2 separate regions of the Mus musculus genome follow, and region 2 is linked to region 1. The links are chromatin loops, found by intact Hi-C in ENCODE. Cell type or tissue: left cerebral cortex. All regions are shown on one strand. Each heading gives the region's core, and the rest is flanking DNA. Links, peaks and the distances in the headings are about the cores only. Region 1 holds the start of Lrrc8b (leucine rich repeat containing 8 family, member B). Region 2 overlaps Lrrc8b (leucine rich repeat containing 8 family, member B).

Evidence for each region. Peaks named below come from ENCODE experiments on the same cell type or tissue, not always from the same donor. Only the 100,000 strongest peaks of a DNase experiment are listed, where the experiment ranks them.
Region 2: a loop joins it to region 1, with 9 times the contacts of the local background. A loop is called at or near these places in 4 of 42 quality-filtered maps.

What each region holds. Positions count from the first base shown.
Region 1 is chr5:105,408,446-105,423,730 of GRCm38, forward strand. Lrrc8b (leucine rich repeat containing 8 family, member B) reads left to right here and starts at 7,330. Exons shown (of 5, transcript NM_001033550.3): 1 at 7,330-7,467. Gm32051 (a long non-coding RNA gene) reads left to right here and starts at 903. Exons shown (of 2, transcript XR_389452.2): 1 at 903-1,043; 2 at 4,608-5,477. It overlaps 4930542N06Rik (a long non-coding RNA gene), which reads right to left and starts at 6,731. Exons shown (of 2, transcript XR_389449.3): 1 at 5,807-6,731; 2 at 4,841-5,039. In left cerebral cortex, for the core only: CTCF peaks have their summits at 5,735 (motif pointing left), 6,018 (motif pointing right), 7,067 and 8,141; DNase peaks (open chromatin) are centred at 6,391, 7,142, 8,032, 8,599 and 1 more place; H3K4me3 peaks cover 2,902 bases; H3K27ac peaks cover 2,437 bases.
Region 2 is chr5:105,456,994-105,472,278 of GRCm38, forward strand. Lrrc8b (leucine rich repeat containing 8 family, member B) reads left to right here. Exons shown (of 5, transcript NM_001033550.3): 2 at 11,804-11,858. Among named protein-coding and RNA genes, the nearest start is that of Gm42141, 31 kb to the right of the region's middle. In left cerebral cortex, for the core only: no CTCF peak of the experiment used is centred there; DNase peaks (open chromatin) are centred at 7,325, 8,628, 9,697 and 10,497; H3K4me3 peaks cover 323 bases; H3K27ac peaks cover 3,688 bases.

The DNA.
Region 1 (15,285 bases), core at 4,633-9,632:
AGTGGTCATCGGCTTCCAAGAAGTTGTCCATCTGCCCTAGCTGCAAGCAGCTACAAGCCCTGAGGAGCTCTTGCACGTCTCCCACCTCACTTGCTGTCACCCTTCCTCTCCTTAAAATCCCTTTTACACAGATCAGACTAGCCTCCAGCTTCAATGAAGCCTCCTGCTTCTATGTCCCGAGTGCCAGAAATTGACATGGCCACCAAACCGGGCCATTTTCCTCTTTCCAACCATTCTCTCCCCTAATGATGTAGGTCCAACTACCCCTCAAGTTTATAATGAGGTAAAGGACATCTGTATTGTTCCACCTTTGTCAAAAACGCACCAAGGTCACACTGAGTGCTCCTGAGACATGTTTTTGTTGAATGGTTTAACACTTGTAAGTAACGGTGAGAGGACTTTATATCTTACGTCTATTCTCACACACTTTTAAGTTCTGAAAACGTCAAGCTCTTTTTTTAGTTGTTTTGTTTGTTACATGGTCTCACTATATAGACCAGGCTGGCCCCAAACTCACAGAGATCTGCCTGCCTCTGCTCCTGGAGTGCTGGAATTATGGGTGTGCACTATAATTCCTGGCAACTTTAACCCAAGGCCCTACTTTCATTCTCTGCAGACATAAAAACTCAGAGGGCATGATGAGTAGACATAAAAAGCATATGGAAATAAATTAATAGAAAAATAAGCAGGCAATTAAATATTCAGGATTCAGAAGCTAAGGCCCAAGAAAACAGTGCTGTGAAAGTGTTTAGAAGTTTAGTTAGTCGAAACGCTTATCAGTTCTGGTGGTTTGAATATGCTTGGCCAACGGGAAGTGTGACTATTAGAAGGTGTGGCCTCGTTGGGATAGGTGTGGCCTAGTTGGAGGAAGTGTGTCACTGTGGGAGTTGGTTAGTACTCAAGCTCCACCCCCTGCAGCAAAGAGTCCTGTCCTAGCTGCTTGTGGATCAACATGTAGAACTCTCAGCTCCTTCTCCAGCATCATGTCTGCCTGGATGCTGCCTTGCTTGCCTGCCATAATAATGGATTGAACCTCTAAAAATGTAAGTCGGCCTCATTTAAAGGTTTTCCCTTATCATTGGGCATTAGTGTCTCTTCACAGCAATAAAACCCTAAGATAATTGGTTTATCAGGTCTACATAATGCCATCTGGAACAATGCTAAGAAACTGAGCTTCTGATGGGCAAAGGCCATTCCCACACTCAAGACAATCTGTGGTTTCAAAGGCACTAGGCTCAAAATAGCTGTTGTTGGTAAATTAGTGAGTCAAACGATACAATGTCTGATACAATGATACAGTGTCTGATACAATGATACAGTGTGTGGCACACTTATATACTGTCTGATACAATGTCTGATATAATGATACAAGTCTAAAATATGGAGTGTGCCCAGGACAGATAAGACACAATGGAAAGAGAAAAGCCCACTTAAAATGTCAGCAGTTGCTTGTCCTGAGTCTGGCAACCCATCAATCCACCCGGGAAGGATAATGATGTTTTCTGGAAACACACACCTCTTTCTCCTCCAGTTCCAAAATGTCCTGACTAGGGCTCCTCTACAACTTTTCTGAAACTTTTCCCCAACCCCTTAATAAACAAATATATTGTTCCTGCTTTTAAAGACTCACCAGAATTAAGAATGAAGGTAAGTATTTGGCATGTAGTAAAATTAGTAGATAGGCTAGATGGTAGAGACACAAACAAGTTTTTAATCTCAGCATTCAGGGAACAAAGGAAGGTGGGTCTCCAAATTTGAGGTCAGCCTGGTCTGCAAAGTGAGTTCCAGGACAGCTGGGGCTACACAGAGAAACTCTGTCTAAAACAACCAAAAACCAAACCAAACAAAATAAACACACACACACACACACACATACACTAAAAACAAAAAATTAGCAAATGCTTTCTTCTTGGGCCATAAAAAGAAAACACAGCTACTGAGTGGGGAAAATGGGGTCTACAAAGTCCAGCTGAAAAAGGGTTCAGTGTGAGGCCACTTTCCCAGCAGCAGGAAACCCTTTGCCTAGATTTCAACAATGCTGAGGGAGAAAGGGTGAATCCTCACAGGGCTCCCAGCAGGAACCATTGTCTCCCACCTACTGAGGATCCCTCAGAGTGGTTTGCAGCCCACTCCATGACATCCGGGGAAGGAGACAGGAGCCACTTCTTTACCCCTGGGCTCCCACCTGGTTCCACTCACCCGTATTTCCTTAAGAATCACCTCCCTTTTATGGACATGAGTCAACAACAGCCAGGATGCTTGGATGGACTCAATGTGACCCAGATGACAGCATCTTTTCTTTAAATGGGATGCATGGGAAACTTTCAAAGAAATATTTGGACAAATTCCCAGAAGACAGATCAAATGAGGATGTCTCGAGTCTTCCTGCAGGAACTGTGTTTTCTCCCAGGGAGGACCATAGAGGATCCCATGGGGAGGACTCTGAGGAGCGCCACCTTCACAGCACTGTTCTGATGAAGATGGTGTTTGGTTAAGGCAGATCGAGTTGCATAACACAGCAGGTGGTAAGAACACTCTGTGGCCATGACTATTTGAGGCTGAGACTACACTAGGCGATGGACTCATACAGAAGCTCACAGCAGGCTTTGCACAATGGCAGTCTGGCTTTCTAGGTCAAGCTAACTTATTCCAAGCACATGTATAGATACCTGATCTTCTGCCTGGCTGGGAGCCCTCCCTGCTGAGCCCACTCTCAAAGCCATTCTCAGAATGTGTTCCAGGCTCCTGGAAAGCTTATCTCTAAGCCACAGTCACCAAGAGCCTGTGGAGGTTAGAGCAACTCTTCAGCAGTGGCAGCATGCTCAACCTGATGCAGTTAACCTGGCAGATGCAGCAGATGGCTGACAGGACACGACGACAGAGCTACCAACTGTGAGACTGACGATGCTGCCTTGTAGAGACAATTATAAGTCTGTGTCTTCGGGCCTGACCCCATTTCCCCACCCACCTTGGAGCTGCTGCAGGCTGAGAGTTTAGCAGCATAGGGTGGTACTAGATAGAGTCCCCCTCCAGAACAGCAGCTGTGACCTGAAAGCAGACTCAAGGCCCTGAGCCAAGCCATGAAAGCAGAGTGCAGCCTCAGAGCACTGTTTTACATTAGAACCCCTAAGCTGGATGGACCATATTCAGGGTTGTGTTCAGTACGCTCCTTGCTATTACATTCTTTCCATGGTCAACTTGATTAGTTTTAGGAGCACTGAGGGCATTTGGATGAGACACAGCTTTGGGGGAAGGAGACCAGTCCTCAAAGTGGGCTATACCAGCCCACGTGCTGGGGTCCCAGAATAAAATGGCTGGGGCGGGGAGGGCCAGTGGATAACTGTGCGTTTCCCTCTCCCTTCCTCCTCCTGGGTATAAGTGACTGCACACTGCTGCCACCACAGCCTGGTAAGTTGCCTCTGCCTCCAAGCTGCCAGGAGACAAAATAAACAGTTCCTTTCCCACATGATTTCTTGTCTGGTATTGGTTACAGGGGTGAGAACAGCAAATGATACCCTGAGTCCCACAGTGCCAAGTGTGGCCATGACAGGCGGTGTTGTGATAGACAGGTGGCTTCACTCACATGGATGCTCACAGAAAACCTTGCACACTTCCAGCCAAATGTGTGTGCACTGCAGCTCACATCCATTTTAGCAGGCACTATGCTAGCTGCACATGGCTTATGTATGCTTTTGGTCCCAGCACTCTGCAAGCAAAGGTGGATCAAGGTCATCCTAGTGTACATAGTATATACAGGGCTGTACAGTGAGTATACAGTGTATATACAGGGCTGTACAGTGAGTATACAGTGTATATACAGGGCTGTACAGTGAGTATACAGTGTATATACAGGACTGTATAGTGAGTATACAGTGTATATACAGGGCTGTATAGTGAGTATACAGTGTATATACAGGACTGTATAGTGAGTATACAGTGTATATACAGGGCTGTATAGTGATTATACAGTGTATATACAGGGCTGTATAGCGAGTATACCGTGTATATACAGGCTCTATAGCGAGTATACCGTGTATATACAGGGCTGTATATCGAGAGACTGGAAGAGGAGGAGTAGGAGAGAGAGATGATGTGCCCTCTGAACATACCGTCTCTACAAGAAGAGGGTCTATATTTTTAAGATAATTCATTACTATAGCTGCTTTGGTATTCTGTCTTCACCTCTATCAGATCTATATTTCATTTTAAAAAAGGATTTCTCGTTATCACAGAAATTGAAAAATTACTAAAATGAAAAAGAACTATTTTAAGATTGACTTTTAACTTGTGTGTGTGTGTGTGTGTGTGTGTGTGTGTGTGTGTTGGGGTGCACATGAGTGCAAGTGTTTGAGGAGGGCAGAGGCATCAGATTTCCTGAAGCTGGTGCTACGATGTTGTGAGTCATGTGCTCTTAACCACCAAGTCATCTCACTAACCACTAAGCCATCCCTCCGACCTCTGGAGAAAGAACTATTAATGCTGGATACTATTCTGTCTCTTATAAACCACCCAAAGTTCTTCCAAGAGCAGAGAAAACTCACCTCATCAAGGCAGCCACATGGTGTGGAGCTTACATATTGCTCAAAGACCTTTCTGTTTTATTCCAGGAAACTAACACAAGAGAGACCTGCCAATCCCACAAGTTAGGAAATTCCTTCCTGGGGTCACTGAGTTCACCTACCTATAAGATGACAAACTTGAAGCAATCCCTTACTTTCTAACATCTGTGACTTTAGTGACCATCAATTATACAGAGGAACTGACCACACACACCTCTGGTCTTAGTCCCTTTGTCACATGAATGGAAAGACCCTACCGCCAGAAAGAGTGAGGCATTGCAGAAAATTAGATCATTTTATTTTGGCTTCTCTAATCTACAGCTTGTCTGAAGAGCCGAGAAGATGAACCACCATTTTAAGATGACGTCCAGAGCAGATAAGCAAGAGGAAGACACCAAATATGTTCTTTAAGGGCCAAGATGATGCTGATGTGCCAGGTTTCAGATTTGAGAGCAGCTGAGGCCATGATGCACCTGGAGCCTAAAGCAAAAACGGAAAAACCTGAATGACAGCCCAGGAGTTTCCAGAGCAGTACAAAGTCCTCTATCTGGCTCCTACAACTGTCGTAATAAGAACTGCCATCATTTGCTGATGAAAATTAGGAATGTATTAACAGCAATCACATTTAACAGCTACATCTGTGGGGTTTGCCAGACGTAACACATTTTGAATGAACTTGATCTCCGTTGCTTCCTATTGATAGGTTGAGCTACAAACAAGGAAGCCGATTTTAATATGCATCCCCATTGAATTTAAACTGACCACCAAGCTTATAATCTCTGGCTGTAGAGACGAGGACACAAAGGGTTAAGTAACTTCCCCAAAGTCACACAAGCAGCCATGTTGTTGTGACAGAAAACATTATTAGGGTCTTGGAGGAGGAAATGTCCCTTCTCAAACATTAAGCCAAGAAAAAAATCAGAAACGTCCAGCTTATAATGTTAGAATACTCTGATTCTATTACAGCACTTACTTTTCCCCCTCAAACTGATACTTAAAAAACTCTTTGTCTGGGGGCTGGAGAGATGGTTCAGTGGTTAAGAACACTGCTTTTCCAGAGGTCCTGAGTTCAATTCCCAACAACCACGTGGTGGCTCAAAATCATCTCTAACAGGATTGGATGCCCTCTTCTGGTGTGTCTGAAGACAGCTACAGTATGCTCACATAAAAATACAAATCTTAACAAGAAAATAAAAAAACAAACACCTCTTTGTCCAGGTGGTAAGCAGTTTGAGGGCCATACTTACATCTAGAATTACAAATGTGTACACAAGGTCATACACACAATTTAATGACAATATGTTGTATGTTCAAATGAAAGAATTAAAAAAAAAAGATGTGTGTGTGTGCAGTGTGTGTGCCACGTATGTGGGTGCACGTGTGCGGGGGAGCACATATATGTAGGTGCACATGTGTGTGGGAGCACATATATGTAGGTGCATATATGTGTGGATGCCTTTGGAGGCCAGAAGAGGGTGTCAGAACGTTTGGAGCTGGAGTTGTCGGCAGCTGTGAACAGAATTCTGGTCTTCTGCAAGAACAGTCTGTGCTCTTAGCTGTGGAGCCGTTAGTCCTCACAGTGTTTTCAATGTTTGCTTCAGACTCAATGCAACTGCCACTCAGAGTGAATTGGACAAGGACCGGGTATAGCAGTGACTTCCAGGGCAGTTCGGGCTGGAGTTCTGATATGACTGGTCGCTACTGGATACAGCGCAGTCTTCCACACCTTCGTAGTGTGTGGAGGTATTGGGTGCCCAACTGATCAGGTGACTCAAATGCTGTCTTCTTTTACTCCTCTGGGAGTGTTTTGTTACCTAGGGATGGGAACACCATAGCAACTAAGAGATACAAATCTTGCTGAATTGAATCCTTGTGCTAGAAATAACCTGGACAAAGACTGAGCTTAAAACAGAACAGGGAGGGTGTGGGGGAGTTAAAGATTCGAGGAGGAGGATAGAACTATTAAATAGCCCAGAGTTCTGAATTTGGATTAAATTTTTGCTTAACTTGCAAGGCACACTGTTACTCTTCAAATACAGGGCCATTAACAGGAGAAGAATGTGGATGGGGGACAGGTGACCATCCTCAATGAAATACTATTATGTGTACTCCCTCTATCTTGTCACCTCACGCTGAAGATAAAGACACTGGAAAGAAAAAGATGGTATTGGAGGCCCAGAAGCTGCTTAGTTTCTCCTCCTTCCCAGGGGCCCTACAACCTTTCCAGTCACTCGACTTAAAGAGCGTTAAAGGGACTTCACTAAGGCAGGCTCTGCGCGGCACACCCCACCCTTCCTGGTAGAGTAAGTTGTGTCAATAACAAGTTTCTCAGGGGTGCACACGTGAGAAGGCAGGGGTCTTCTGCTGGGGTGGAGCGCCTGGGGAACGGCCATAAGGCCCGGCTCCTGGGTTTCTGGAATGCAGCCCCAGCTCCTGGCGAGGCGTGTGGCTGCCATGCACCGCGGATGCCAGGCTGGGCGAGTGCATCCGGGCGGCCGCATGGCGTTGGCTCCGGGAGGTGGCAGCTGCGCTTTGTGTGCAGCAGGAGGGTGAGTCACCGGCCCCCGCGGTTCGTCCCAAGGCCGGGTGGACTCTCGGGCCGGGTGGCGGAGCGATCCGGGTAAGGGCGGCTCGGAGGCGGCGCTGCGCGTCCCCGGCTCCCGCCTGCGCAGCCTGCGCAGCCCGCGCGCTCCGCTCCTCCTCCGCGCGCGAACTTAGTCAGCGGTTCGCGCCGCCGCGCGCCCATTGGCCGGCCGCGCGCGCCGCGTCACAATGGAGCGGCTCCGGGGCGGCGAGCCGGGCAGCGCCGGGGCTTCCCGCTGAGCCGCAGCCGCCGGAGTGCGGGCGCCGGCCGCTCGGCTCGCCCCGGCCGGCCGGGCAGCGCGGGCCTGGGGGCTCCGACACGAAGGTAGGCGGGGACGGCGGGGGAAGGGGGAGCGCAGCAGCAGGTGGGGGCGGCAGGGCAGGTGCTGTTACCTGGCGGCGCCTCACCTGGGTCTCCCGCTGCGGGCAGGTGGCACAGTCACCTGCTAAGCCGCGGTCGCCCGGCTCCCACGCCCCCGGGGGAAGGAGGGCGCGGTCCCTTGCGGGCACCTCTCCTGGATGTTGGGGTCAGATGGGGCGAGAGGAGGGGGCGGCCGCGCCCAGGCGGTGCCTTCGTTGTCCCTACGGCTGAACACGCACCTGTGTATCCACCACCCCCCTCCCCGCCCCCGAAGGGAAAGGCCCTCCCTCTCCACCCTGGTCTCCCCTTAAGTGAAGGCGCTCGCTCGAGGGGGTCCACACCAGGTCCCCGCCGTTTGCCCCCTGCCCTGGAGCCTCCTGTCGACATTTTATGCTCTGGGGTATTTACTGGCCTACAGCTGTGATTTTAGCGTTTGAGCTGGAAGGGGTCAACTGATTTCCATTTAAAGACTCGGTGGTTCCTCCTCCTAGGTTGCAGGTGCTGACAGGTCAGAAGGAAGAGGCTCGGTAATCCGTGTCCTCAACTGACTTCCCAAAGTCCGTAGGTTGCTTATAGTCATGTGTTTGTGGAAGACTTTGATGTGTGGTTAGAAAAACTACCACTAGGATCCCTTTGCACCCCCACCCCAGAGGACAAACCTAAATTTAAAAGTCAATACCAGCGTATGGACTTCTTGAATACATTCTGGTCTTGTCTGAGAACTTAACAGGAAAAAACAAAACAAAACAAAACAAAAACAACTGCTATATAAAAATAAGAGAGAACGTTTAAAATATCGTAAATGTGAAACCAATTTAGATAATTTGTTCAGTGTCCGTTAAGAAATTAGAGACTGAGAGTGTAGCCCCAACAGGCTTAGCAAAGGCAAGGTTGGGGCTTCAGTGCCCTCCAAAGTACTACTACTGTTGCATATGACAATGATAATAGTAACAATAACTGCTTTCCAGGACATCTGTGTTTTTTGCCTAAATGTATGACTGAAGTATATATGGGAGAGTGTACTACAGTGTCAGTACACTCAAAATGAACAAATCCCGCTTCCTAAGAAGGCACAGTACTGTGTTCTGAGCTGCGGATGCCAATGTCACTTTTCTATTGCCCCGAGCCTTCCTCGTGATCAGGTCTGTTCTTGACAAGAATAAGAAAACTATAGTTAATCCCCCAGGTAATGAGGCCTGAGCGATTTAAAAACCTGAAGCCCTAACATGCCTGGTGCTGCTCTGAGCTAAAAATGGGGCTTGGAGAAGCCAAGTTGTCAATGAGCACACCTTGAGTCATGCTGACTTTCTTATGCCTAGTTCCCCAGGTGGGGGAAATGTAATCTTCTCGTTAGGATTCGGTTGACTTCCTTGAAACTCCTGTGCTTTCTGATCAGAAGGCTGTCACAACACACCTAAAGTGCACGGGCTCACATTGTGAGTGGCTGTATTTGACACGTTGGGATTTATCTTTAGGTCCAGTTGGCCTGTCCCCACCTCTGTCCCCGCTGATATTCTGATTCCCAGAATCCTCAGGATGAAAACATCCACCTGAATTAAGAAGTAGCTCTAAACAGTAACGTTTGGAAGGGACACAAGTGTTTTTAGATGACCGTGTAGGGCATTTCCCCTCAATGACCCGTCCTTTGTCTTTTTGGTCTCTCTTCTGCATTTGAAAAGGGAAAAGGTTTTAAAACTTAGGATTCGCTTTTCAAACATCTTCACCTTGTGAATTTTGCTTTTGAAATTTTTATGTTCGTGTTGGCATTCATTTTTAACTGCCAGTGTAAGATCCAATAGCTAGCTGATCTTTGGTTGAGGGTCTTTCAAGGTAAGTTTTCATTTTCTTTTCACTTCTCTCTCCCAGCATCAGTTGCCCTTGGGGTGTGATCAGGAATGGATGGATGTGTTCTGATCACGCTGGGATTCTCAACATTGGTGGATGGTTGCTTGGCTTGTTGTAAAACACGCTCCTGAGAATCCCAGAGCACTGGTATACAAGCAGGCAGCGTGGGTCTGTGACCACCTGGAGGAACCACAGAAGCCCAGTGCTGTAGGTTTCCCTAACATAGTTGTACACTACCCCGGATCCGTGTCTCTCATTCATCTTTATACTTGCTGCCTTCTTGCTGTTGCCTACTTTCTGTCTGTTGCAACTGTATTCTCTCTCTTTTTTAAAAAATGTATTATTACTGTTCATGTGTGGTGTGTGCGTGCAGGCCCTGGAACGCTACAGCACACATACAGAGGCCAGAAGGGAACTTTTTGGTGTCTCTTCTACCCGTGTGGGTTCAGGTGCTCTGACTCCTGTTTTCCCTGCTGAGCCGTCTCCCTGTCCCGCGGCTGTGTTATCTACACTCCCTCACACCGTCATTGATTTAGTTCTCTCTGCAAAACAGTCCTATAGCAGACGCAATAACCAGTTTTTCTGCTTCTGGATCATTAGGACTGATCCTCGGTGCAACCTGCCTCACTCCACGGCCCCCTCCACACTCCTGCCATTGCTATTCGTTTAGAAATTGAGCAACAAGATACAGTAAACTCCCTCTCCTGTGACTTCACTTTCCTTAGACTTCTACCCAGTTGCAACACCATTTAAATGCCCTCCTTCGTCGCTGTTGTGAAAGAGTAAAGGGACTAAAATGGGCACCCGGCTTCAACCTTGACCTTTTTCTTTACTTGCTGACCTTCACGCTGCCTTTGATAAGGGTCATGTGATTGTCCTTGTCCCTTTCCAGACTCTGTATTTGAAGTGCATCTATTGCTTCTTTGAATCCTGACCACTCTGTGCTCTTTCCTATCTGTGTGTGTGACACATTTGCACAGTGTCTCTCCACCATGCCTGTCCTTAGGCGCGGGAGCTGCCCAGAGCACTGCTGTTTTCCTTGTTTCCAGTGCTGAGATTTTTGCTTTTGTCTCTGGTGGAGACTGAATTCTTTGTGTTAGGCGTCATTGTTCTTTATTCTGTGTGTGCAAAATTAAGAGCACGTCTGAACCTTCCTTATTTTCTCTCTTCAAGTCCTTTTGCGGTCTCTTGAAACATTCCCCCACCACACACAAGACTTCTTACAAATTAGCCGTCAGAATTCTTCAACCTTTGCCCAAGAGCTTGGACCTTGCATGCTGACAGACTTGTACCTGAACTTTGCTGTCACTTTGGATAAGTTGCTCAGTTAAGATTAGCTCCTCGTCAAAGATCACAAAGCAATGACCTAAATAAAGTGACAGTGGTTTCCCTTTCACATGAAAGTAGAGAGTTTGTGGTGGTTTGAAAGAAAACACACACACACACTCACACACATACACACTCACACACACACACACACACACACCATAGGAGTGGACGCATCAGGAGTCAGGGCGTATGGCCTTGTTAAAGTGGGTGGGGTGTTATTAGACGCGTTCTCACGACCGGCCAGGAAGAACACCACAGACCAGAATCTTCTGCGGCAAAGCTTTATTCTTACATCTTCAGGAACAGAGTGCAAGAAGCAAGAGAGCAAGAAGCAAGAGAGCGAAAAAGCAAGAGAGCGAAAAAGCAAGAGAGAGAGAGAACGAAACCCCGTCCCTTTTTAAGGAGAATTCTCCTTCGCCTCGGACGTGTCACTCCCTGATTGGCTGCAGCCCATCGGCCGAGTTGACGTCACGGGGAAGGCAGAGCACAAGTAGTCATAAGATACCCTTGGCACATGCGCAGATTATTTGTTTACCACTTAGAACACAGCTGTCAGCGCCATCTTGTAACGGCGAATGTGGGCGCGGCTCCCAACATCTCCCCCTATCCTTTTAATAAGAGCAAATAGGCCACCCATATTAATGAGAGTGGAGATAGAGGTCAAATCCCCAGTGTGTAGGTAAAGGAGCCATGTACAGGATTAGCTCTTAGGCTCACAGGCTTTTACCCAGAGCAACCCTGACCTGCTCCCGTGTCGTTTTGCCTGGGGGAAGGGAACTAGGACACTGAACCTTCATGAAAGATGACATGTCTCCCTAGAATAGGCTCATATATGCCGCAGAGCCTTTCCATTGCAGTGCTTAGCCTTGCAACTCTCTCGGGCTGCTGAAGCACACTCACTCCATCTCGTGCAATGAGTCTAGCCTCGTGAGATGTAAGAGCTGAGTGGCCAGCGACCTATTGCCTAAGCATAGATAACCATATATCAGGGGGAGCTCCATGTTCTAGAGCTGCAAGCGCCTGGGCAATAACCACCTTGTCTCTCCTAGTTTAGGCCTTAAGCTTACAGACCAATCAAAGAAGCAACACTAATCCACAGCAAAGTGTATCTTCAAATAATATTAATCCCACCCATTTTTTAAAGAAAGAAAATGCTGAGGAGATCCAATTGGGTAATCCTTTGGTCAGCGACAGGTCCAAGCGCGTGGAGTTGACCTGAAGTCTCAATTCCCGAAGGATCTGTTCAAATTCAGCCATCCAATTCTGTAACATATACTGAATAAGACTTTTTGACAAATTAGCTGTCCTAGTAAATTTAACATACTGAATGGAAGTAACACACAATCCCGGAAACTTTTGTTCACATCCCTGCTGAGTTATTTGTCATAATGCATCTAGTTGTATCTGGACAAGATCTATGAGTTGATTAACCAGCATGAGACCTCTCTGTATCTTGACATTAGCTGAGGCCTGTTCATCTATGACTGTAGTCACTGAGGCTGACAAAGTGTTAATGGTGTCAGTCATCTGGACCTGTCCAGACAGAGCCAAGGCTGTCTGAATTAAGGCCAAACCCAGTTCCTAGTTAGTGGTAAAAAAGCAGGAGAATACTTAAGCATTATACATCACCGTCATTGGGAGTGGAAATGTCGACATTATCCCCCAACGCTGCTCTCTCTTTATTATTGACGCCCTGGACATCACCAAGACGAGGGACATTAGTATTCCCTTGGTCAGTCTGGATTTTTCGGGTGAGTCTTTCTGGTATCCAAAATGGGTTGTTTTCATTCTGTGGGAAAACACAGATAGCTCCCCTGGATCTTATCAAGATAGGATCCGGGCCATACCATTTATTATCAAGGACATTTTTCCATTTAACCATCTCATTGGGCCTATCTGGCTCTGAACAATGACGTTCAGCCGCAGTATGGCCATGAGCATCAATATTTAAAAAATTGAGTGTAAAGAGTGCCAAAGACACCGACACTCTTGGTGCTCGGGGTACAGTCTCCTCAAAAGTTCCCCTCTTCTGTTTTATAAGATAGGTTTTGAGGGTGCGATGCGCACGCTCAACAATACCCTGTCCTTGAGGGTTGTATGGAAGTCCAGTCAGGTGGGTCACGTCCATCTGACGGCAGAACTGTTGGAATTTTTGAGACGTATAAGCTGGTCCATTATCAGTCTTAAGGAGTCTGGGTTTCCCCCAAGCACTCCATGCCTCAAGACAATGTTGAATCACATGTGAGGCTTTTTCTCCGGTTAACGGAGAAGCAAACATGATGCCAGAACATGTGTCAATGGACACATGGAGATATTGAAGTTTTCCAAAGGAAGAAACATGTGTAACATCCATTTGCCAGACCTGTAGAGGTCGAATACCGCGTGGATTAATTCCCACATGAGGAACTGGCAAGAACTCACAGCAGCTTTGACATTGAGTAACAATGTCACGGGCTTCTTTTCTTGTCAAGGAGAAACGACTGCGTAATGTTTCAGCCGTCACATGAAAATTGTTATGAAAATTTCTTGCAGCCTCTACCGGGGATGATAGGGCAGCAGCCACCACTTTAGTGGCCTTATCTGCCAAATCATTTCCCAGAGCCATGGGGCCAGGTAGGCCTGAATGGGCTCTAACATGAGTAATATAAACAGGAGATCTTCTAGATAACAAAACTAATTGTATCTGCTGAAAAATATTGGCAACTCTACTGGAAGGCTTAATCACTCCAGCCACTTCTAAAAGATTTACTGCATTAACCACATAATAGGAATCTGACACAATATTAAGGGGTTTTAAAAAGGTTTTTAAAACTTCTAAGACCACTAAACATTCTACCACTTGAGGTGAATTTTCATTATACTGTTTGGATACCACTTTACCATTAGCCACATAGGCACCTATGCCAGTTTTTGATCCATCAGTATATACCACAATCCCATTTTTAAGTGGGTTTCTTACTGTTATTTGTGGAAACACAACAGATTGATTTTGGGCAAACTGTAAGATTGGATGTTTTGGATAATGGTTATCTATTTTTCCTGAAAAGGAGGTAACTAAAACTGCCCAATCATTAGATGTGGCTGCCAAGGTTTGAACCTGTGCAGCGGTATAAGGTACAATTAAAAGATATGGACTTTGCCCAAAGTGGGTGATTGCTGCTTTTAGACCTTTAAGGGCAAGCTGTGCAATTGCATCAGGATACCAATCTATTATTTTAGCTGGGGATACGTTTGGATGGATCCACAACAATGGTCCATTCTGCCACAAAACTGCAGTTGGCAATTGTGCTGTCTTAAAGACACACAAACTGAAAGGCTGCGAATCCTCAATACGTTGTAATTGTGCATTCTGTAAGGCCTTTTCCACCTTTTGTAAGGCCTGGTTAGCAGCTAGAGTAAGAGTCCTAGGGGAGGAGATATGAGGATCTCCTTCTAAAATACCAAACAAAGGCCTTAACTCAGCGGAAGGAATCTTTAAAAAAGGTCTGAGCCAATTAATATCTCCCAACAGCTTTTGAAAATCATTTAAGGTATGGAGGTGATCTCTTCTTATCTCTACCTTTTGGGGCACAATCTTATCTGGGGACACCACAGAGCCCAAGAATTGTCCTGTATTAGAAATTTGGACCTTTTCTGTGGCTATCTGTAAACCCCACTGACTTAAAGTTTTAAGTAGAAGAGGATATGCCTTTTGTAGCATGGTAAGGTCTTTATGGCACAGGAGGATGTCATCCATGTAAAGGAGCAAAATTAAAGAGGGGAATTGTTCCCTCACTGGCAAAAGAGCTTCTTGCATATAAAGCTGGCACATTGTAGGACTATTGGACATTCCCTGTGGTAAGACCTTCCATTGATACCTCTTATCAGGTTTAGCAGAATAAGCTCTCTGACCCGTTAACAAGTCAAAAGTCCAATCTCTCTGCTCTGGAGTTAAAGCAGCAGCGTTTGCTCGGTCCTGCGCCTGTGCAGCCTCTCGCCACAGAGATCTCCATTCCAAATATTTGCCCATATTAGGGAGAGCGGCTTTTGCAATCATTTGCCAGTCGGCAGGAGTTAGTGCCATGCCGGCAAGCCTGTCTAACTGCACCAAGGTAAAATTAGCATTGGTTCCGTATTTACGAACCGACTCAGCAATTTCTTTAATTTGTAAGTATTCTACCGGAGCGTGGACACGCCCACCCTCGGCTCCTTCAAAGACTGGAAATGCCTGTTGTATTTTCCTTTGTTCCTCTCGGGGAATGAATGAGTCTGCGCACTGCCTCTCTGCGCACTGCCTCTCTGCGCATTGCTGACGCACTACGGGCTGACGCACTACGCAGGGCGGGGACTCCGCATAGGGCGGGAGTGCACCTGGTAGCCGATTGCCCTGAGGCCAATTAGCAAACTGGCCTTCGCCAGCCGCTTTTGGCTTTTTCCTTAAATGACTAGTTAGCACTTTACTTGGCGGCTGGTATCCTTTTCTTTCATAATGAGCCGCTTTTTTCTCCCAGTCTGTTTCTTCAGAGCACAGGCTCCTTCTCCTAGAGACCTCCGCTAATTGATCTTTCTTCTTTTCTTTTTTCTTTTCCTTCCTTCTAATCTCTCCCCAGGTATTCCTACCTGACCTAA
Region 2 (15,285 bases), core at 5,950-10,949, 50 kb after region 1:
GCTACTTTTGCATAGTAAGCCCTGAGATACATTAATCTGCATAATATACACTGACCAGACCTCAGAGCTTATTGCTGGTGGGAGGAAAACTCCCTTAATGGAGTGACTACTTATAGGATAATAGGGGATACGAAAGAAAAGGGCAGAGAGCTACAAGAGCCTGGGGTGATTGGTCAGGGCTGTCAGAGGAAGCAGCCCTATGGGGAATACTTATGTAAGCCATTGGCTTGGAGCACTGGGATTTAATTGACGGCCTTGTTTACTCCCCTAAGGTGAGTTTGACCTTCCAAGGGAACTTGGGGGCACTGCTTCAAGAGATAGCCTTTTTGAACAAGAATTAGCCCTCTATAGTCCTGTATAGGAAAGGAATTTCCTATGCAGCCTCTGCTATGTATAGTACAGTAAACAATATGTATTTGGTCTTGGACCCAGTTGCATACACATATACATGTGCCCACCCATACATATGCACGCACAATACATACACACACAACACATATATACACATAATACATACCCATACACACACATACGTATGTACATGTGCAGTCTGCTACTTTGCTTGCTCCTGAACTATATCATCGTTAATGAACTATTACTAATAACTGAATTGTCCTGAGTTCTGGGGAGTCATGTGACAGTTACTGAACTTTCGGAGGGTGTCAGACCAGGCAGACCTAGGGATACCATCAGAAGCAGAGCCCTTGAGGCTGTGAAGTGAGATGCCTACTCTGGGAAGGCAATGTAGAACAGGTCTGGATCATAGCATGGCCAGCTGATAGAGATGGGCTCTGAGAAAGGCTGTCCTGTTTACCCTACACGTATGCCAAGTTTCTCTGCTGTGTCAGCAGAGAAGGCAATGGCAGCAGGGTTTGGCCACTACATGACCCACTCACCAGGTTGGAAACACGACGCACTAAGTCAAACTCAAGACAAAAGTGGACATTGGCTCTGAAACATAGATGACATAAAGCTTACTCTGACACATGTGTGACATAAAGCTTGCTCTGACACATGTGTGACATAAAGCTTGCTCTGACACGTGTGACATAAAGCTTGCTCTGACACATGGGTGACATGAAGCTTGCTCTGACACATGGGTGACATGAAGCTTGCTCTGACACATGTGTGACATGAAGCTTACTCTGACACATGGGTGACATGAAGCTTGCTCTGACACATGTGTGACATGAAGCTTGCTCTGACACATGTGTGACATGAAGCTTGCTCTGACACATGGGTGACATGAAGCTTGCTCTGACACATGGGTGACATGAAGCTTGCTCTGACACATGGGTGACATGAAGCTTGCTCTGACACATGGGTGACATGAAGCTTGCTCTGACACATGGGTGACATGAAGCTTGCTCTGACACATGGGTGACATGAAGCTTGCTCTGACACATGTGTGACATGAAGCTTACTCTGACACATGGGTGACATGAAGCTTGCTCTGACACATGTGTGACATGAAGCTTGCTCTGACACATGTGTGACATGAAGCTTGCTCTGACACATGGGTGACATGAAGCTTGCTCTGACACATGGGTGACATGAAGCTTGCTCTGACACATGGGTGACATGAAGCTTGCTCTGACACATGGGTGACATGAAGCTTGCTCTGACACATGGGTGACATGAAGCTTGCTCTGACACATGGGTGACATGAAGCTTGCTCTGACACATGGGTGACATGAAGCTTGCTCTTTCAAAGCTTACCTGTTTCTCTCCTGTGGCTTGTCCAGAGCTTTCCTTCCCACATGTCCCAGGAAAGAGTAGCTGATGAAATCAGTGTCTTGGCTCCCAGCAGTGTTGTGGAAAGTCTTCTCTGGCTTCAAACGGTAGTAGGTATCTGGACTACTAGCAAGGTATTGTGGGTACTCCTTCTCTTGGCCTGCTACCCACCCACTCTTCCATCTCTTGACACTGCCCCCCTGCTATCACATGGTAGATTTGACAAAAGAACTTTCTCCTGAGGTCACTATTTAACCACACTGAAATTTTTTTTCCCTTCTGCCTGGAATCCTGGGCCTCTGGGCCTTTTTCATAGGACATCCGTGGTGACATTTGCTGTTCTGTTTCCTTGTCACCAAAGCCCTGTGAATAACTCTGTGGCCTGCGTTGTGTATTTCCATCTATTGTGCGGGGTCTTCTCTCAACCAGACACCAGCAGAGCTGCCTTGCCTGCAGGAAATCTCTCTGCATTTGCTACTGGAGTGATCTCAGAGATGTTGGTTTAACCATTAATCTCAGCTCCGAGGCCCGTGAGACAGAACGTGAAAGCTGAGATGAAGGACCAGAGTGGGACCCATGCAGATGGTGGTGGAGGCGGGCAAAGGATGTTTTCCAGGACACATGCCCCACACTACCAACATGGAAAGCTAGCCTTCAGTGAGGGAAGTGGGCATGCAAAAGAGGGACCAAACTGAACCAGGACATGGCTGCTAGCTAGGATTTAGGGATTAAAAAAAAAAACAATCAAAATTTATAAATAAAAAAAGGAGCAGTCTGCTTTGCCCTCAGAGGCTCTGGGATGTGTAGCAGGCAGGAGTCTGGAACCGTTCTGTTACCCAGAAATGGCTGTGTGACTGTGTGACTGTAACCCAGTGAAAGATGTGCGTAAGGGAACCATGTGCTTGTAGACTCTGCAGACAAGCAGGCTTCAAATATTCTGGTCCAAAGTGTACTATGTGTCCAGGTCACGATAAAGTGTGAGGCAGCCATATCCCAACTGGTGAAAAGGCCTGAGTGGCCCGGAGGAAGGACTATTCAGGCTCTTCTTGAATGATCTGATATCACTGCGATCTGAGAATACATAATCCGGGCTGCTTAGGAAGTAGATCCTACCAGCTTGTAAATGGAAAGCCACAAAGCTAGAAAGGTGTTGTCTGACTGCCTGATGCTGGCTCTCAGTGTGGCACATTAGAAGCCTGGTATTGACATAGGCGTGGCCATTCAGGACCCTAGTGCAGGGCTGAAGAGATGGATCAGCGGTGAAGAGCATGGGCTACTCTTCCAGAGGACATGGGCTCAATTCCTCAGCTCCCACAATGGTACCTCATAATCATATGTAACCCCAGTAATGGGGGATCCGATGCCCTCTTCTAACCTCCGTAGGCATTGGCCACCCATAACTTACACAGATATATATGTAGGCAAAACACCCATACACATGCACAGAGGGGGTGGGGGGGGGAGGTGAGCATATGAGCAAGATAAAGAAATCTTTGAAATCTTTGTTGTGTGTAACAAATCTTAGTTGTTTTCTGGATAAATTTGCAGAATCATGTTATCTTGATTAACCAAACTTGAATTAAAGGTTAAAAATAACCTGATGATTTAAAATTCAGTGTTGCTTATAGTAACATATACACCATGGATGAAGCAAGTTTGGTATATTTAAAATAATATTTTCACATGTTATGTTTTCTGGGACAGTGAGGCTGATTGTATTTGATTTCTGTGATCCTTTTGTGCTTATTGCCATGAGAATGGTTTTCTTAATCTGCATGACTATTTCTGGTAAAATATGCAAAACATAAAACTTATTTTAGCTATTTGTAAATGTAAAATTCAGTGACTTTAAGCACATCATATTGAGGCACTTTTTTTGTATGTGTCAGGTGTGTGTGGATTTATAGATGCATGTTGGAAGACCAGAGGTCAATGTCTGCTCGCTTCCTCTGTCCCTCTCAGTTTATCTTTTGAGATAGAGTTTCTCACTGAACCTGGAACTTTGCAATTCAGCTAGCCTGACTGTTCATCGAGTTTCACGGAGCCTCCTCTCTGTGTTGCATGGCGCTGGGACTATGGATGTCTTCTGGGGATCTAAGCTCAGGCCCTTGTCCCTGCATCTTATCATCTGAGCGGTCTCCCCAGATCCTGATGATAGATAGGTTGTGGTTTGTTGTTTGTTTTATTTTGCTTTTCTTTTTCATTGATGATAGATCTTTAATGTACTCCTTTGCCTAGGTGACACCAGCCACATCTGGTTTGTCAGCAACAAGAATTTTGCCTGTTAAGACAGACATTAAGTGACTTGTACCAACTACTGCTTCAAATGTTATAACACAGCTTATTGTTTTTGTTTCTGCTTCTTAACATCCTGGTCCATGTAACAAATAATTGAGAAAAGGTATATTTATGCTTCACATTTTGGGATAACCGGTCAAATTGGAAGTCTACCATTAAAATCTCCAACTTGGGTGGAAAACTGGGCTCCCCAGTGTCAAGGCTGATTGGCTGGGGGACAGTGCATGAGGCCATCCTTTTAACAGATTGGCCTGTTATAAAGCTGCCATTGTGTTAATAAGTTACTATGTTGGTTGTTACTTTGTATCCATCCCTGTGCTAAGCATTTAAGTGACAGTTGCCTTACTTAACTGTTAAGACATTTCCATTAGGTAAAAAGCCATCTTTATGCAATATAAACAGCAGTAAACTGTTTTGTAGATTAGAGAGTTGACACTTAGCTTATGATCCAGCCAGTAGAAATGGATGTCAGGCCACCAGCTTAGCCAGTCTGCCACCTCCCTTCTGCTTCCTTTCCTAAGCGTTCTTCAAGGTTTTAGATGAAGAGACTGGCAAGTGATGCTCCCTTATCAGACCATTCAGAAAACCCGTATTTAAATGCATGGTGCTGTGTTACTTTAACCACATCTTAATAGATATACCAGGCATCAAAGCCCTGTACACATTATTTCAATGGTAAATGTGGATTTTTCCCCTTGTTGTTAGAGAAGAGGGCTTCTTGGTATGAGGTTGTGTAAGCAGGATGCATTCTTGCTCTGGCTATCTATCATGTCAAACCTAATTACTTAATGGGCAGGCAGGAAGGGCGCAGAAGCTCCTATTGTTGAGTTTCATTAGGTAAAATACTGAGCCATGGACCAGGAAGAACCATTTGTCAAGCATCTCTTATTCTTTTCTAAAGGTTTTGTTGTAGAGTGCAGAGAGCGAGATGCCACATTCTCTGTAGAACTCTCCGACAGCAGTTCTGGGGAGGCCACGAGGCGGATGTTCTCAGAGCTGGTGTGAATTCTGGGTTTGCTTTTTAACTTGATCAAACAAGTTTCTGTGTTTCTCCGGTCTTTACTCTGATGATTTAAATGAGAAATGTCCTCCATGGACCCAAGCATTTGGATCCTTGAGCCCCAGTGGATGTTACTGTCTGAGGAAGTCTAGGAGGCACAGGCTAGCTGGAGAAAGTCTGTCACCAGGGATAGCTTTGAGAACTTAAGGCCTCACCTACTTGGAGTTTACTCTCTCTGCTTTCTGCTTATACAGCACATAAGCTCTCAGATCTTATTTTGCTGTCATGCCTGCCGCTTGCTGCTTCCTCACCATGATGGACTCCTAACCACACCATTTAGAACCATAAGCCCAAGTAAACTCTTTCTTCTTTAAGTTACCTCTTGCCTTAGTTAGGGTTTTACTGCTGTGAACAGGCACCATTGCCAAGGCAACTTTTATAAGGACCAACACTTTTTTTTTAAATATTTTTTATTACATATTTTCCTCGATTATATTTCCAATGCTATCCCAAAAGTCCCCCATAACCTCCCCCCCACTTCCCTACCCACCCATTCCCAATTTTTTTGGCCCTGGCGTTCCCCTGTACTGGGGCATATACAGTTTGCGTGTCCAATGGGCCTCTCTTTCCAGTGATGGCCGACTAGGCCATCTTTTGATACATATGCAGCTAGAGTCAAGAGCTCCAGGGTACTGGTTAGTTCATAATGTTGTTCCACCTATAGGGTTGCAGATCCCTTTAGCTCTTTGGGTACTTTCTCTAGCTCCTCCATTGGGAGCCCTGTGATCCATCCAATAGCTGACTGTGAGCATCCACTTCTGTGTTTGCTAGGCCCCGGCATAGTCTCACAAGAGACAGCTACATCTGGGTCCTTTCAATAAAATCTTGCTAGTGTATGCAATGGTGTCAGCGTTTGGAAGCTGATTATGGGGTGGATCCCTGGATATGGCAGTCTCTACATGGTCCATCCTTTCGTCTCAGCTCCAAACTTTGTCTCTGTAACTCCTTCCATGGGTGTTTTGTTCCCACTTCTAAGGAGGGGCATAGTGTCCACACGTCAGTCTTCATTCTTCTTGAGTTTCATATGTTTAGCAAATTGTATCTTATATCTTGGGTATCCTAGGTTTTAGGCCAATATCCACTTATCAGTGAGTACATATTGTGTGAGTTCCTTTGTGAATGTGTTACCTCACTCAGGATGATGCCCTCCAGGTCCATCCATTTGGCTAGGAATTTCATAAATTCATTCTTTTTAATAGCTGAGTAGTACTCCATTGTGTAAATGTACCACATTTTCTGTATCTATTCCTCTGTTGAAGGGCATCTGGGTTCTTTCCAGCTTCTGGCTATTATAAATAAGGCTGCTATGAACATAGTGGAGCATGTGTCTTTCTTACCGATTGGGACATCTTCTGGATATATGCCCAGGAGAGGTATTGCTGGATCCTCTGGTAGTACTATGTCCAATTTTCTGAGGAACCGCCAGACTGATTTCCAGAGTGGTTGTACAAGCCTGCAATCCCACCAACAATGGAGGAGTGTTCCTCTTTCTCCACATCCTCGCCAGCATCTGCTGTCACCTGAATTTTTGATCTTAGACATTCTGACTGGTGTGAGGTGGAATCTCAGGGTTGTTTTGATTTGCATTTCCCTGATGATTAAGGATGTTGAATGCTTCTCTGCCATTCGGTATTCCTCAGGTGAGAATTCTTTGTTCAGTTCTGAGCCCCATTTTTAATGGGGTTATTTGATTTTCTGAAGCCCACCTTCTTGAGTTCTTTATATATGTTGGATATTAGTCCCCTATCTGATTTAGGATAGGTAAAGATCCTTTCCCAATCTGTTGGTGGTCTTTTTGTCTTATTGACGGTGTCTTTTGCCTTGCAGAAGCTTTGGAGTTTCATGAGGTCCCATTTGTCAATTCTCGATCTTACAGCACAAGCCATTGCTGTTCTATTCAGGAATTTTTCCCCTGTGCCCATATCTTCAAGGCTTTTCCCCACTTTCTCCTCTATAAGTTTCAGTGAAGGACCAACACTTAATTGGAGCTGGCTTACAGGTTCAGAAGTTCAAGGACCAACACTTAATTGGAGCTGGCTTACAGGTTCAGAAGTTCAATCCATTATCTTCAAGGTGAGAGCATGGCAGCATCCAGGCAGGCATAGTGCAGGAGGAGCTGAGAGTTCTACATCTTCATCTGAAGGCTGCTAGTGGAATACTGGCTTCCAGGCAGCTAGGATGAGCATCTTAAAGCCCACACCCACAGTGACAAACCTCCAACTGGTTTGTCACTCCAAAAAGGCTACACCTACTCCAACAGGGCCACACCTGCTAATAGTGCCACTCCCTGGGCTGAGCATAGACCAACCATAACGGCTCTGTTGTGGTATTTTATTATGGGAACAGGAAATAACTAATAAACTCCGCTTTCTAACCTATGGAGTTGAGATGAGCATCGAGAGCACAGTGAATGGTTACCTGTGCCTCACCATCTTCCAGCATCCCTTCCACACAGCTGCAGTTGAGATTGCTGTAGTTGGGCCTTGCCTACACCCTGAACTCTTAGTTCTCAGGTTCAAAGCAAACCCAGAATTCACAGCTCTAAAAACAGTTCAAACAGCCAAGCACATGACCAGATATTTGTGATGTATTTTAACAGTAGTTAAGTGGTGTAACTGCTGATTTGGAGAAGTTGGGTAGGTGCTCATTTTGATACTTCTTGTGGTCTAGGGATAATAGCTCAGTGGGTAGGATGCTTGGCTTGCATCCATGATACCCTGGGCTCAGTCTTTAGCACCACACACTGGGCTTGTTGATGTATACCTATAATCCTAGCCTGCAGAGGTGGGGGCCAGGAAGATCAGGAGTTCAAGGTCAGCCTTGGCTGTCTATTAAGGTTGAGACCCTTGAGGACTATATGAGACCCTGTCTCAAAACCAGAAAGAACTGTGTAAGGTTGTGTTTTGTGGTCATTTACCCATAAGTGAACACTGAGCCTTTGTATTATTGCCTTAAGCTCCTTAAGCTTTTGTCTTACTGCCTTGGGCTTATTGCAGTTTGTCATGTGATATTTGTCATCCCTTCAAGAGCATGACGTAGCAGACACAGCCTTCCTCCCAGTGATCATCATCAGTAACCTGCTCCAAGAGACTAAAACTATCCCGAGGACATGCGACGTTGTCAGCTGAGTCTTAGTTCATAGGATTGTAAAACTACAGTGTTTAGGGACAGAGAGTGCTTACGGGCCCTGAGAAGATAAGCAGAGCTCCTTCCCTCCCAGAATGCATGGTCTTGGAGGGAGAAGCCAGGGTAAGAGTTGAGCACAGCTTAGCATGACAGACAGTACTCTGGCCTGGAAGACAGCACGCTCGTTCGTGGACTCAGCATTTCCCCTCTTATATCATAAGGCCAGTTCGTACAAAAGAATAACCATGACATCCTAATTCACAGGATGTTGAGGTCGTTTAGGGATACTGTAGCATACGTCCAGTGGCCCGTCACTGATTTAAAATGATGTGCAGTCATGATAATACAGCCAGTCATGCTAAGCTTGACAGCAGCTCTGTGTTCAGATTTGTGGGATGTTGTGTTTAGTGGGGAACTTGGCAAGCATTGCTTGCTCAAGGGTGAGGTTTCGCCTCCGCCTCCCATGACTGTATTCACTGTTGTGGAATGAGAACACCTTGGCCCCAGGCATGGCCTACCCCTTCCTTTCTCTGCTTCATGCAATGTGTACCCAGCCTCTGCTCGTATATCTTCCTGAGAGCCAAGCTATCTCCATACTCTTGGTTCCTAACTGGGTAATGAAATCCAGTCACATGGATGACAGCACTCTAAATGTCCCTGAGCCGTAAGGCCAGCCTCGGTGCCACGCGAGGTTGCCTCGGCACTTGTCTCTTGGGCAGACTAACTTCAGTGCCATTTAAGATGATTCTTCACATTTAAAAATTTTTATTTTATTATGTGTCTGAATATTTTGCCTGCATTCCTTGTGTGCAGAGGCCAGAAGAGGACCCCTTTGAAATGAAATTATAGTTATGAATCATGATGTATGTGCTGGGAATTGAACCCAGGTCCTCTAGAGAAGCAGTTGATGTTTTAGCCACTGAATTGTCTCTCCAGCCCATCACATTTTGAGAGCCGAGAGCTGAATGGGAACAAAATAGCAAAGAAGCCCCTTCAACCCTGTGCCCTGTCAGTTCTCAGAGTCCCAGTTGACCAGAGGGAAGTCACAGCCACATTCCAAATCTCCCTTGAAGGTTTTACCAATACTCCTTCATCTAGCCATTGATAATACTCTGGGAGAGATCCCTGGGATACAAGTATTTAAGAGACTTGGTTGCGTTAGTTCATAAAGAACTTGAGGCATTAGCTTAACTTGTACCCCATAGTGCAATGTGAGAGAAATATTTGCATGCCCCAAGAAGACACAATAGAGCCAGGAAACTAGCCAATGAGGTCAGTGCAGCTTCCAGAGGTGGTGCCGTGGGACCTCAAGGCAGGGCAGGCGTTAGATTGTAGATCAACGATAGCCTACCACTCAGAGATCCACCTGCTTCTGCCTCCCCAGTGCTGAGATTAAAGAATGCGTCACCATGCCCATCTGGAATGTCCCTTTTTAAGTCTTTGCTTTGGCATCTTTCAAGTCAGTGATGTGGGAGTCTGAATTTACATAATCAGAACCTAATATAGATTGCACAAGATGTATGGTGGTGTGATTGCTGCCGTTTCTGGGATGCAACATGCATAGTAATGTCATAGGATTGTGCTTTAGATCTACGGAGATTGTGAGCTTTGGGCTGGGGATGTACCTCAGTTGTAGAGCACTTGCCTAGCATGGTCAAAGCCTTAGGCTTGGCACTCGCACCATTACAAAACAACCAGAAAAAAAGGTTCTTGATTTGGTTTTGCTCCATTTTTCATCTTTTCTTTTGCAGCTGTCACTGCAAGGCAAATTCAAATGCATGAAAGCCTGTGTTTAGATCCCAGAACTGTGTCTCTGCTCCTTGCTCTACTACTACACGGGAGCGTGCAGTCAGTGTCTGCCATCCCTACCAATTAGAAAGCAAAAGTGTGCAGATTCCTCCCCTTCTGCAGTCAGAGCCTTGGGACCTTTTGTTTCTCTATCAAAAAGCTCATCCTTAATCCTTAGTCACTTGGGAAAATAAGTATTTTCCTCTACGTCCCTTCTATGTCCCTCTTGGAAGACGGGAGGGAACATTCAGTCTCAGCCTCCTGGTCTCCACGTCTGCCAGAGTCCATTCTTAGGCTGACCCAGAGCTGAGTTTTTAAGTTAAAATACACGAGTGTGTGTCCTGTCTCTGCCTGGGAGTGGTAAAGATGAAGCTAGTTTGGGAACCCATTAGCATAGGGAGCTGGATCACAGAGACACAGCCGCCCGTCTCTGCAGCTGGCCCGTCAGAATTACCGAGCCGGTCTTTGTCCCGTTTTATCCTGCCTAAAGTGTGTGATTTGTTCTATTCTGAGCAGCACGGCCATTTAGGATTGTCACAATTCATCCTTCCAGCTTGGTACTTTTGTGTTCTGCTGAGGAGGAGAAAAGAGGATGAGTTCAGCTATGGTTTCTAAAATCAGCCCGAATGGTTCTCTTGGCCTGGATAAAGAAACTGAAACACCAGGCACTGTGGCTTTTAGTTGACAGCAATGTCTTCATCCTGAGAGCCTCTGCTGAGTTCTACATCTGTTCCTTTCAACAGGAAATTTCTCTGGTTTGGGTGAGCTTGGATAGAGAGGAGTGAGGCTTGTTAAGTCATGGGGTGGGTTTGTTCAACCCAACGTTAACAGCAGGCACAGTAAAGCAACAGCAAGATATTTCTTCATGTATGGAGTTAGAGGTTTTGTTTTGTTTGTTTTTAAATGTGGTTTCAATGATGATTCCTAATCTGTTCAGAAATCAATTGATATACTGCTTGCCATAAAGATTATTGGTATAATTGGAGGGGGGGGCATTGATTGACATTACATATAAGAGACTAAATATTTCATTTTGGCCCAGGAGTCTACTTTAGAATTCTATACAAAAGAGTCATGTGAACAGGGCTGAAGAAGAGAATATAGCTCAATGGTAGATGGCTTACTTAGCACGCACAGGTTCTAGGTTCGGTTCCCAAAGGGGAAGAGAAAAGGGAGGGATACCATGAGTCTAGTTTAAGAGATGTTTGTAGCATTGTTACTAATAAACAGAGAATGGCTTTTAAAACTGTGACACACTCACAATGCTTTCATCAGAAATAATGCCTGGAGACTTTACAACATGAAAAATCCCATAAGATTCCAAAGGAAACCTTGAAATTATGCCAGGGAATTTTACAGTGGCATCTCTCTCCATTGCACGCCAGGAGCAACAAAATAACAAAACTCAATGGGAAAAAAATCTCAAATATTTACTTTTTCTCCATTTTCCCTCTTTAAGAAATATCAATATCTTTACTTGTAGAAAATGGAAAATATTAAAAAGACAGAGATATAGTATGGGTATGTGCCTCGGATACAATGTTTCATTCTCTGTTAAAATGCCTTGTGAATTTCTGCTGTGGTTAGACTATGCTTTGATTGTCTCCCCAAGTGTCAGCTAGTCTTTTGCTGAGAGGTCAGAGGACTATCTCTGACCCATGCTTTTTGAAAGTTGTATTTTGTGTTTTTCACAAAAATTTTAAGTATGTTGGGAGTTTGAAAACCATGTAAGGGGGTAATGATCTTGGAGTCCTAGGATACATAAAATATAACAATGTGCTTATGGTTTCTCTTCAGGCATTCCTCGGATCAAAACTACTTGCAGAGTTTCCGGTTGACCAGCATTCATAGGGTAAGATGAACATCTCCAGTGGTGAACACATGGCACAGATTATTACAGTTTAGTTGGTAGCTTGGGGCAAAAAGAACTACAGAAAAAGATTGCCATGCTTACAGATGTTTTGAGTAAAATCGCTTTGATATTTTTAGCCTGATTAAGCAGAAATTTAAATCTGTGTTATTTTAATTAAAACGTCATCTTCCCACCCTCTGTGGGTTCTGTAAGCAGAAATGAATGTGTTTAATGGATTCCTTTTTTGTTTGGTTTTATCACTAAAGACTAATGGAATATAATATAATCTATGAGACATTTAGCGTCCATGCCTGCTTATGTGATCTGGGCATATTATCCTTTTTGTTGTTTCATGGATTGATTGGTTATGAGACAGAGTCTTTTGGATGGCAGGCTGATCTTAAACTCACTATGTAGCTAAGGAAGGCCTTGAACTTCTAATCCTCTGGACTCTACCTTCCAAGTGCTGAGATTCCAGGTATCACCATGCCTCTATGCCCTGTTGGGAATCAAACCTAGCTCTATGCCTTCTGGGTAGACACTGTTACCAGGCGAGCTCCATTCTCAGCTCCCAGGGTTTGTTCACATAACCCATCTGCCATGTTTCTTGAGTAACTTTCTTGAGTGAGCAAATCAGAAGTGTAAGCCTGTCCACACTTGCTTCCAGCAGACATGAGTCCTTTTCAAAACTATGGAAAGTATGCCCTGTTAGCTCTGTGGCAGAGTGTTTGACTTACTGTGGTGGGGACTGAAATCACTGACTCCAGAGTGGTGAATACACCTACCTTTTAAAAAGTATCACCCATCTCTGACTACTTCTTTCCTTCCTTCCTTCCTTCCTTCCTTCCTTCCTTCCTTCCTTCCTAATAATAATAATGCAAATGTTAACATTAGAGAAAGGATTTAAATGAATCAGGATTTAAGGTATAATAATTGGTCTATCCCAGATCACTGATTGGTCTATCTCAGATCACTAATTGATCTATCCTAGATCTAAAATCTCTCATTTTTATACTTTAGGGAGAATTATAAATGTTTCCTTGAGTATATTTGCAGCTTTGTGTGTCTAAGGAAGACTATTAATAGTGTTTTCAAGCCTGTCCCTGTCCTAGAGACTTCTGTCTGTGGAGAAATAACTCACCATCTCTGGATGGTTTTCTTATTTATTCAGTAAAGAGTGGGCTCTGGTTTCTATAGTCCCTGTAACTGCTCTGTGAAGAGTAGGCCACGGTCCCTACAGATGCTCACTCTCCTCTGTGTGAGAACCTGAGGAGTCTGTGAGTCACAAGAGACTATGGAAGGCCTGGGTGTGGCCCCATTTATTATTGATTATTATTAGTATATAGAATGTTAAGAATATTGGGGGCTTGGGGGGAGTTGGTCAGGAAAAAAAATATTTTTAATACTGAGAAGTGACAAGGAATTTGAGCTTGGCTTCTTACTTATGCCATCTCTGTAAGAATTACCCATCCACCAGTAACTTCCAATAACACAACTCCATCTCCCGTCATTTAAAATGTGTTTTAGAGTCCATGTGGTTGCACACAATTACCACCCAAACATTCAGGAAATTGAGGCAGAAGGATCCTGAGGCCTAGGTTAGCCTGGGCTACATAACAAACTCCCATCAAAAAAAAAAAAAAAAAAAAAAAAACTCCAAGGCCAAAAACCAATGTAATATTTTAGATTCAAAGTGGATGATATAGTAGCCTACTAAATGCATTTATGATCAATATTTCCAAAACAGAGCATTATCAACTAAATTTAATACATGCTGTATTCTGCGCCTGTAGAAACAGATTAAAGCAACCTTCTTTAGCCTTCAGAGCAGCTTAGAACTGGCCGTGGTAGAGCACTGTAATCTCAGTACAAAGTTAGGCAGAGAGAAGCCAACATAGTCTGCACAGTGAGATCCAGGCCAGCCAAAGCTACATAATGAGATCCTGTCGCAAAAACAAACAGAAATGCTCCACCTTCATTGGGATTTCAATTTAATTTATTTGTTCAGTGCCTTTCTCCTGGGGCTTCCAATGAGTAAAGTGATTTTTATCTAAAACATTGCTTATGATTGCTTAACAAAACAAATTAGGGAATTGCCAAATGACCGTTTCCTGCCTCCATTTGCTTTTTCTGCTTTTTGACTGGTAACAGCTTCTTTCTCTGAAGCTCTGACTCGTGCGCTCACAGAATGTTTTCTTCCCTGCCTTTGCGGATCCGACCACCCCTCCACACCTAGACAACAGTTCTGTTCTGCACTTGCCAGAGGGAAATGGTTCCTTTCAAAGAGTTCTTGTCTGAGGCCCTGTTCCCTCCCTGGACAGTCATGGCATATCACAGTGGATTAAGGCCCTGTTACTGTTTGGGGCTGAACATCATTTCCAAGGTGGAGCCCTAAGTGACAGAGAACATCAGAACCTGACGTGTGGCACTTCCTCTCAGAAATCAGCCCCATTAATGGTCAGCTTAAAGACCATTTGGCGTTGGGAAGGCCTCAGTCAAATGCCCTGGTTGGCCTCTAGGTCATCAGTGGCCCGAGTGCAGCCCAGAGACCCCAGCACTTTGTCCCAGCATCCCAGCAGATGCCATGCAGAGCAGAATTGCTCATTGTTTGACAGAATCATGAGAAACAATGAAATGTTTATTTTAGATTCTGAGATTTGGTGGGGGTTTTTGTTTGATTGGTTTGTTTGTTTGTTTTGGGTAGACCAATTAACAGTGGCAGAAATTGGTGTCTTAACGTGAGATACTTCCATAATGAAATCCATGGAAGGGGCACAGCACACAGCCAGCAGAGAAGACATTTATGCTCAGTGAAGATACAGTCTTCCTGGTAGTCAAGGACCAGTGAGGAAGCTGTTACTGGGGGGGATACAGAATGCTACCCTCTTTTGTATGGACAGGAAGTTCAACAAACCCTCACCAACTTGGAACCTAAGAACCAGCAGATGAGCTGCAGGTGGGAACCTGCAGGCAAGTTTTCAGCAGAGCACTGGAGGCTCCTTTTATAGCCACAACGATCCAACTGTTGGGAGATAGATGGATTAAGGAATATTCAGGTTTTAAACAGGCTTTAGAAGAAATATTTCCTGTCTAAAATTGTCTGGAACCCTAAAAAAAAAATTTTATACGATTTTTTTTTAATTCCTTGTTTCTGCACCTCACACACAAAGGCTTTAAAAAAAAAGAAAGAAAGAAATGATTTCAGCTGGACATGGTGGCACACGCCTTTAATCCCAGCACTTGGGAGGCAGAGGCAGGCAAATTTCTGAGTTCGAGGCTAGCCTGGTCTACAGAGTGAGTTCCAGGACAGCCAGGGCTACACAGAGAAATCCTGTCTCGAAAAACCAAAAAAAAAAAAAAAAAAAAAAAGATTTCAGGTCTAAACATCGGACGAAGGACGATATTGTCAGTAGCACTCGATTTCACA